2 separate regions of the Homo sapiens genome follow, and region 1 is linked to region 2. Evidence: read pairs that join two places in POLR2A ChIA-PET (ENCODE). Cell type or tissue: A673. All regions are shown on one strand.

What was found. Peaks named below come from ENCODE experiments on the same cell type or tissue, not always from the same donor. Only the 100,000 strongest peaks of a DNase experiment are listed, where the experiment ranks them.
Region 1: POLR2A ChIA-PET joins it to region 2 with 9 read pairs; 2 of 35 experiments call an interaction of 5 or more read pairs at or near these places.

What each region holds. Positions count from the first base shown.
Region 1 is chr17:55,650,610-55,655,609 of GRCh38, reverse strand. No RefSeq gene overlaps it. Among named protein-coding and RNA genes, the nearest start is that of TMEM100, 70 kb to the left of the region's middle. RefSeq lists a silencer at 1,256-1,456. In A673, no CTCF peak of the experiment used is centred here; no DNase peak of the experiment used is centred here.
Region 2 is chr17:55,728,955-55,733,954 of GRCh38, reverse strand. It overlaps a transcript of TMEM100 not described here. Among named protein-coding and RNA genes, the nearest start is that of TMEM100, 8.6 kb to the right of the region's middle. In A673, no CTCF peak of the experiment used is centred here; DNase peaks (open chromatin) are centred at 1,934, 2,994 and 3,164; H3K4me3 peaks cover 2,201 bases; H3K27ac peaks cover 2,150 bases.

The sequences.
Region 1 (5,000 bases), 78 kb after region 2:
ATTTCATCCTTGATCCATTTCCTTTTCCATCCCCACTCCCAGGGCCTAGCACCATTCTTCATGAATATTAGGCTCTTCACAGATATTTGCTGAATTCATTCACTCATCCATTCATTCATTCATTCATTCAATTATTTATTGAATATCTATATGCCAGGCACTCTGTTTGGTGCTAAGATACTGTGACAAAAAAAGACTGACTTGATTGTGCCTTCAAAGGAGCATATAACGTAGTGGGAGAAAGAAAAAGGGAAGGAAGGGAGGGGTGGAGAGAGAGAAGAAAGAAGGAAGGAAGGGAGGGAGAGAGATAAACTGGTCATAAATAAATATTATTTATTTTTTAATCTGGATAAAATACAGTTTAGTTCAGCCTGGGTAATTCTCCTTAGTGGTGCCTAGAAAGTACTTGGCCCCCCGCTCAGAGAAGTATTTTTATTAATACTGCAAAGATTTCCTAAAGGTGGCTGTTGCAGGGCTTCTGGATTGCTGGGGAGGAAATGTGAAAGGGTGTCCAGTGTGGCTGGAGAAGGTCACGTAATGAATTGCAGTGAAATCATGGGAAGCTTGCTAGCTTCGTCTTCTGTTCCTTCTCTTTGTCTAGATGAGAAAAGTGTTTATTTAGGAATGTTCTCTCTGCCCTTGACTTAGAAACAAGTCATAAATTTTATAATTCCCATAGAAGCCTTCAACTTTTTGTGTATTTTCTCTTTGCTACAAACTGATGGACACTCTCTGAAAATCAGCCCTGAATTCACACCACGGCTTCCAATGCATTTCAGTTACATAACGTTTAACGATTCTGAATCATAATTTTTTGGCACAGTGATTTCATCCAATAGCAAGGGAAGGGAAATAACATGTTTGAGCTCCTGCCTTACAGCAGGTTCTCTACCTTCTACTGTTTTATCCTTGGTCCAGGACATAGCAGCCCTCAGTAAATAAATGTTTAATGAATATATGAATAAATGATGTTAGGGCAATAGCGTGACTCTACTTATTTTACTTAAATTACTCAAGGTATACCCATTAGAAAATTACTTTCCTACATACCATGAAAATATTTGTAAAAGAATAAAACCAACATCTTCATGCAGAATGCGCTTTTAAAAGTAATGAGTTTTAGTCTTTTGTTAAAAAAAATCAGTCTTTTTAAAAATATTTGCCAGATAATAGACACTGATAAAAATTCATTTCTTCCCAGGCACGTTCATTATGGCATATTTATAAACCTGACTGCATAACCAGTAGATAGAAAAATAGCAAAGTATACATCTTCTAAGAATTCAGTGCTTGAGTAGCATGAATAATTTCAGAACCCAAACCATGTTACAGATAAATAACTCAGGCTGTTAACACTTCTCCACTGATGGCATATAAATCAACAGCAGTGACGATAAGCAGGAAAAAAATGCAACAGTCTTGCAATCCTTTGTAATGTCATATTTCTATTTCTACTGCATCCATTTGGGAAAAAATTATATTCATCACTACTGGAAATTAGTTACTCTTGTTAAGGTAAATCATATGATAAAATTCTTAAATAATTTTGATGAATAAAGGAAATAATGACAAACAAACACCAAAAGACATAAGTTTGTTTCTTGGCCAAGTTTGTAAGAAAAAGTTTACAGGTAGGACTTAAAAAAAAAAAGACTACTTAGTTCTGGAATCCTTATGTCTTGACTTATTCTCTCAGTTTCTTAAATATTTGGGGGGAAATCGTAAACTTCTTTCAGAGTTGGAAGCCCTCTCCTTAGAAGAATGTGCATCTGGACAGAATTTTGAAATTTTTGTTATTTTTAGTTTTTTGGGTACATAGTAGGTGTATCTATTTATGGGGTGTATGAGGTGTTTTGACACAGGCATGCAATGTGAAATAAGCACATCATGGAGAATAGGGTATGCATCCCCTCAGGCATTTATCCTTTGAGTTATAAATAATCCAATTACACTCTTTAAGTTATTTTAAAATGTAAAATTAAGTTATTATTGACTATAGTCACTCTGTTATGCTAATTTGCATATAATCTCACAGGGTTAAATCACATTTGAGCCTTTGATGTCCAGGTTCACTCCTTTCTATAGGACAGCAACAACAAAGCTAACAGGAGAGAAAGGAAGTCGCCCATGTGAACTCATGAAAACTCACCCAGTTTCAGCTTCAGGTTCCCACCAGCTGCTACCATCCAACACGACCTTTCATTTTGGAGACTCCAAAAATACCTCAAGTTTCCAAATGAAAAACTTTAACAAATTATTTCCAAGAGTTCCTACAAAATATTGTTGTGGGAACTGTCTCCAAGACGGCCCCATTTGGCAAGCAGGCCTCAGCATGCCTGAGTGTGCCATGGGTGAATAATAGTGCCAGCTCTTGTTTGTTATGTGTGTATAATATGCCAGGCACTTGCAAAACACTTTACCTTAAGAGGCAGGTTCTATTTGCATTTTACAGAGGAAGAAACTGAGGCTTAAAATGTCATATGACTCGCCTGTGGTCATACAACCTGGACATTCAGATCCAAGTATTCTAACTCTGCTAGGAGCCATGAGTACAGGCTGCCTGGAGGGATGGAGATGGGGCGCCACTTGTAGAGACTGTGGACTGAAGGTGAAAGGACACCCTTGATGAATACTGCTTTGGGATGAGGCATGCAATCTTTTTTTAAAAAATAGCTGCATTTAGATATAATTCACATACTATAAAATTCATCCATTTAAAGTATATAACTCAATGTTTTTTAGTTCATTCACAAATATGAACAATATCATGACAGTCAATGTTAGAACATTTTCGTCACCTCAAATAAAACCTGTCATCTCTCTGTACCCAGCCCTAAGAAACCATGAACCTACTTTCTGCCTCTGCAGATTTTACTATTCTGGACATCTATATGAAAAGAATTACATAATATATGTACTCTTTGTAACTGGCTTCTTTCACTTTGCATAATGTTTTCAAGGTTTATGCAAGTTGTAGCATGTATCAGTACTCTGTTCCTTTTCATAGTTGAATAATATTCCACTGTATGAATATACCACATTATGTTTATTCATGAGTCCATTGATGGATACTTGAGTCAATTCTGCCTTTTGGCTATTGTGAACAATACTATTATAAATATTCAAGTTTATGTATCAATGTACACTTTTATTCCTCTTTGGGTATACACCTAGGATGAGAATTGCTGGGTCATATGGTAACTCCGTGTTTAATCATTTGAAGAACTGCCAGACTGCTTTCTAAAATAGCTGCACCATTTCATATTTCCATTAGCAGTTTCTGAGGCTTCCTATTTCTGCATGAGGCATGCAATCTTTCTCATGTTGTACCTTACTTAATGACTTCCTGGGTTGAGTGTGCTATGATGCATTCCCCTCATGACTCTTGGGTTGAAAAGTGACAATCTTTTTTTGGAGGGGATTTAATTTTTAATTTTTGTGGGTACATGGTGGGTGCATATATTTCTGGGTTATATGATATAGTTTAACACAGGCATTCAACGCATAATAATCACATCCGGGTGAATGGGGTATACATCACCTCAAACATTTATCCTTTGTTTCAATGCAATTATCCTCTATTAGTATTTAAAATGAATGAAAACTGACAATCTTAACACTGAATTCTCTCCCTTTCTCAATCTGTCAGAACCTTAATATTGTTTTAATGGCACTTTTTATGCTTGGTTTCCTTTTAGGTTCTTTGGTGATGTTAAAACTCACACACAAAAAAAGTTCACATATAGACACACACAACACACACCGATTCTTAGTTGTCAGTCACTGACACAAAGCCTGGGGCTTTGATGAGCATCCACAAATTTTGTCTGCCATCTCCAACCAGCAAATATTGATTGAGAACCCACAAGTATAAGTGATTTGCATTCTTGTAAAACTCATGGTTCCCAAAGCACTTATTTATACATACTCCTGTTTGATTCTCTCTGATTGTTTAGTGTAAAAGGTTTTGACATTGGGTTTGCACAGCTCAAATATAAAAGTGAAAACAACATTCAGCATTTGCTTTTTGGGTTTTGTACCCTCTGATCTGCTTCATTCTACTTCATTTCTGCCTGATCTAAATCTTTCCCTTTTTAAAATCTTTATACTTCAGAGAAACACTATTTTCCCATAGGTGTTCCAAAATCCAAACTGTGGTCCCTCGTCAGCAGCATTGAGCTCCTAACAATACCTGGAGGGAATATTACAAGTCCCTTTGCACTGATGCCATGCCTCAAATTTGTCTGCTTTCTGTATTCATACTAAAGTGAACACAAAGCCATAGGCTGATGCCACACCAGGCTGTGCTGTCAGTGAAACCCCTGAAGAAGTATACCAACAAAGATACAACAGAACAATAAAATCAGGCTTGGTCTTTTCTCCAACAATAACTTTAAAACCTCTGGATAGCTGGTTCTCTTCTGCTGCCTTTTTTTCTCCCCAGTTAAAAAATATATTTTTGCACCTACACTCTTATTAACGTTTTATTGTCTTTGCTTTTTAAAATAATCTATTGTGCGTTTGCATTTTTAAACTCACTTTGGTCCATTCAATAAATGTTTATTGAAGAAGAAATGTTATTTTGGTCCATTCAATAAATGTTTATGCTTTACAACTTGAGCATCCAAGGGGAACAAAATAGACACTGACCTTGTCCTCATGGAGTTTATATTCCAAGTTCTCTGGTAGAATCCATGTGCTTTAAATGCTGCTATTGCCAGAAAGATTGTATCTATACATGTTGTGGCTGGACAAACTTATGTCTCTCCTATCTCTGTCCTTTATTTACAAACCACTTCTTTGTTGTCTGATATATGTAAAGCCTACTCCATTATGAAGACCACATGGGGAACTTTCTCTCTTGCCCTTTATGGTTTTAGTTTCTTTTCCTGCCCATTGAGCATAAAGATGCTAATCACATAACATCAATTTATATTCATATTTTCTCACACAATTATATTTTGGTTTGTTTATTTATACTGTTTTTGCAAAATGAATTT
Region 2 (5,000 bases):
ATTTGCAGTTCCTCAAGAACAGAAAATCAGACAGGTCTGTAGCAGAGAAGGCTCCTTTAGGCCTGGTTGAGTCTTTAGCAGGAGGCATAACAGATACGGATGAGAGCGTTTGACCTTTAGGATATTCATAGTGTGCTGTACAGCATTATGTTAAGAGAATTCTTTTAACAATTATGTTGGTCTCATTCCATACTGGAGGTTCAATCATTTTCCATAAGATTTCTCACATTTATAATGTTCTGCATTAATGAAATCCTCCAGCTATTGTTAAAGTGGATGATATTGTGTGGGTGGCCCTGAACTTTCAATGTTTCCAGAGAAGGCAAATATGAGAGCAGCAACCTTTAGGTCACATTACTATAACCAGGGTTCTTCCTGCACTTTATACTTTCCCATACCTGCATAATGACCCAAATATGCAAGGAGGGCACTATTACCCCCATTTTCCAAATAAGGGAAACTGAGGCACGGAGCTGTTGACTTATTTGTCCACAGTCACAACGTTGCAAGCAGTAGAGCCAACCAAGATTGGCTAGGGTTTCTGACATCTAGTCCATCAATAACGCTTTGCTCAAGAAATGTGTATTTTATGTCTAACTATGCATTAGATGTTGTGCTTTAGTGTAGGGGACACAAAGGTTAATTCTGTACACTCGTTACTCTTAAGAAACTCTCAGTCTTTTAGATTAGAGAAGATAAACAAGCAAACAGCCACTTTCCACACTATTTTTTGAGGGCTATGATACATGTAAGCACAGAGCAGTATTTTCAGCCAGGAACATTTTCACGCCAGGGTGATTTGGCAATGTCTGAAGACATTCGTGGTTGTCACAACTGTGCAGGAGAGGAGGGGTTGCTACTGGCATAGAGTGGGTATAGGCCAGAGATGCTGCTAAACATTCTGCAACGAACAGGACAGCTCTTCACAATAAATAATTATCCAGCCCCAAATGTCAAAAGTACTCAGATTGAGAAACACTGGCATAAACATTACGGGAACATGGGGGAAGGGACCTCATGCTGCCTAGTCTGAAAATAGAGGAGGACTTACCAGGGAAGGTTTCTAGAAGCAGGTGATGCTTGAGGTAGTCATGAAAAGATGAGTAGACATCATCTTGAGCCTCCAAGAGTAGGAACCAACAAAGCATGACAAACATAAAATAATGTGTTGTTTGTGATTTGTAATTTGATCCAAGCTGGAGCTGAGACTGGAAAGAAAGGGAGAGGCCAGCTCATGGGAAGACTTGTGTGTCATGTAGAGATTCTAGACCTCAGATGAGGGGGAATCATGGATGGGTTTTAAAGAGGGGTGAGGCCGGATTTGCAAACTTGATAGCTTTCTGTATTAGCATTAAGCAGAGGATCTCAAACTTCATATGGATGCAGATAAAAAACACAAGTTTCTGACCTTTCAACACACACACACACACACACACACACACACACACACACACACACACACTATCCTGATGCAGTAATGTAGTAGGTCTGGGGTGGAGCCCAGAAACCTGTATTTTTTGCAAGCACCCTGTGTGATTCTGAGGCAGGTAGCACAAATCCTCCCTGGTGTACAGGACATATTTGACAGTGGTAAGATTGTAACCTTACCAAAAAGAAAATAAGAAAATTTGGAGAAGAGAGGAATATACAGTGTTACGTTTTTCTCTGCTTATGAGAACTGTGTGCTTATAAAGGAATCCACTGCACTGATGGAGGTCACACAGCAGCACAGCAGCTTCTTTCTGGATTCCGTGGGCTGGGAAGGGAGGTGCTCTAAGGAAATGCACAGTCCATGTGATCAGAGCACACCCTCTTGGCAGCCTCAGGGGAGCCCAGTTGCTTCTACAAAACCCGTGAAAGTTCTCTGTCCAAAAGCCTTGTTGGTCCCGCGGTACATGCTTCCTGTTCCCAGAGAGATTCACCCTTGGGCTTTCCTATCAGTCTTCCCTAAAGTTGGCTGCTCCTGTGTCCTGTCACATAAAACTGTGAACCGAGGTCTCCGACTTACGTCATGTCAGTCACAGCAGGGTGAGGCTCCACAAGTGTGAGTTCTGGCCCCTGCTGCTTTCCTTTCAAATGCAGTTTACAGTTTATTATGGTATTGGACACCCCATGCTCCTTACTGCATTGGCTTTGGGTAAGAAGGAGTGAAAATTAGTGTGCGAACCTGAAAACCTAGAATTTCTGATTGGGACTGAAGAAAACCTTTGTGCTGCAGTCAGTCCCCGAGCCAGACGCCTGTGACTCTCTTCACATGGAAATAGATGACTATCCACAGTAAAAGGTCAGTGGCTTTGCTGACAGATGTTGCATCAGGGAATATTTTTTTAAAAAAGAGGCTTCCTACAGCTGTTCTGGTAGCTTGTGTAGTAGTGTTAGCTATTTCCCCAAGTTGTCTTGTCTCAGTTCTCTGATATTCTGAGCCCAGATAGGATTTTTTTTTCTAAGAAAAGAATAATGAAGTATCTACAGATGGAATCCTGAGATCTGACAATAGAGCACTCAGAAGTTGGGTGACTTGCCCAAGCCACAAAGAGGAAAAGAATCAAACTCAAGTTTCTCGACTTTCAGTTAATGGCTAATTTTAATTGCATAATATTGGAGAGTCAGAAATGTTCATTTTATTGTGGAAGCGATCCAAAACCTCATGCTATAACCTAGATTCTAGAAAAAGGATGATCAAGCCCTATTAGCGCTGTAAAAATAAGGTAATCAAGCCCTATCAGTGCTGTAAAGAAAGTTTTGCAAACTAAGTTAAACTTAGAAAATAAATAGCAAGAAATAAATCAGGGAAGCAAGGTTTCCCTGAGACTACTGAGTCCATCATACTGGAAGTCATCCAAAGTTATCAACAGCAGATTCATTAACTGGGTACAAATGTACAGCTGGAATTCAAAGTAGACTCGGTGCCCTTCTGTGTGCCCTGATGGAAGAAACATCGTGTTCTCATTCTGTGGCTGTGTACTCTCTGGGGATCATTGGTTTTACCAAGTTTTTACATTGCTTTTTCAAAGACAATAATGCCTGTTTCCTGTATAGTTTATTTAAGTAAACAAGAAGGAGACAGCAAAGTTCTGTCTCCTTTACAAAACGAGACTTTAAAAATTTTATCTAAAGAAAGAGAGCAAGAGATCTGTTCTCTGCATTGTTCCATAAGATAAGTTCATTAGATAAACAGTTCTATTTTGAACTCAGTTCAGCTGGGCAAAGTGTTCTGTTTCCTACTACCCACACACATCGTGAATATCAAAGACTTTTTAAGAGGATAAAAATGCTCCCAAAAGATTTGTTGAGCTAGTTCTATCCTCAATTAATATAACACTACAGAGGTTCTGTGGGAAGGCAATGGCATTTTTTTTTCTGGTGAAGCAATCATTTTAAAACCCAAGAGATTATTTGAAGGCAAGTTTACTCCTTATGAGCTACAGAAAGCATGCCATCATTTGAACACAGAAACAATATTCCACAGGGATTAGGAAGACATGCTTTGGCATCAATCAGACTTTGGTTCTAGTCCTAGGCACCATTTTCCAAATGTAATTGAATAATTACTATAATTACTATTCATTTATAAATTACTATTTATCATTATAATGATAAGGAATAATTAATGTACTTAGCACTAAATATCTGGGTACTTTAAAATAATCCATTTAAATAATTATCTAAGTTTTAAATTTACATCCGATTTCAATGTAGAGTCATTATTTTATTTATTCATTGACTTATTTGGCAATGACTTTCTAAGCATGCAAAATTGTTGATAATGTCCTTGAGGAACTGACAGATGATTTCCCAACCAACATGTTCATGGTAAACCCCTCAACATAAAGGCTTGCTTCCATTGCATGAGGCCCAAAACAGGACATTCCAAAATAAATCTGTAGTGGATTTGGATTGCTATTTTTTTAAAGTATTCACTCATGGGGGCAACATAAAATTAGTTCTTAGTAAGGCAAAAGCGTTTCTCCATATGTGAAGTGGCAAGACAAGAACCTTCTATATATTCCTTCCTCATGAGTAGTACCTTAGAGTAGTAACCACTGGAGAAAATATTTTCATTACCAGAAGATATCTATGTAGTGCTTATTTTAAAATAATGTCTAACACTGTAAAAAAGAATTGCATAGTTATGTTCTTATTTTCAAGCAATTTAAAATTGAATGTATCATCAATAAATTCTTTGCATATGGTCAGTAAAAATAAAGTCTCAAATTGGAATACTTAAATTTTTTTTATTCTATGCAAAACATTAGCAATCTCACAGCTGGTGTGTATATATTGTATGTGTGTCAGCAAAATTGTGTGTGTGTGCATATGCATATGGAATGAAGTGAATTATAAAATTATTCATAATTTTACTCGAAATTTTATTTGTGAGCCTATGACAGAATTTTTTGACAATTCACACAATGCATCATAACTTACTAGTTAGGCAGTAATGCCAACCTTCTCTAGCATTTGCCTCTCCACCGGAGAAGTGAATAGCTACGCTAACAAAATTATCACATATTCCTCGCCCCACATCTACTCCTTGTCCTGACCTATTTCTGCTCACAGCAACCTCAAGCTATTAATTACTTAGTTTAAAACCTTACAAACTCCTCTCCCTTGATAACTTTCCCCACTTGAAATTCATTGCTGAGTTTTGCTGATTCTACCATTGCAGTGATTTCCTACCTGTCCGCGTTTGCCAATATCAGGTGCCCATTGCCTCTTACCTGGACAATCACAGAGGCATCCCAACTGGTGTCTCAACCTGCTTTCCCTCTTCCCCATATTGACTTTCCCTAGGACATGCCAACACTCTATAAAGTCAGGCTACTGTTTATAATGCACAGAGCTCACTGTGCAATCCTGTTCAAAACCACATTGCTCTCAAAAGAAAGTCCAAACTCGCCATCGAGGCGATAATCCGACCATAAACTATTTCCGGTCTTATTTTGACTGCTCTCTGCCTGCCCTGTGCTCTTTAAAATTCTGCCAAACAGGCTACTCAG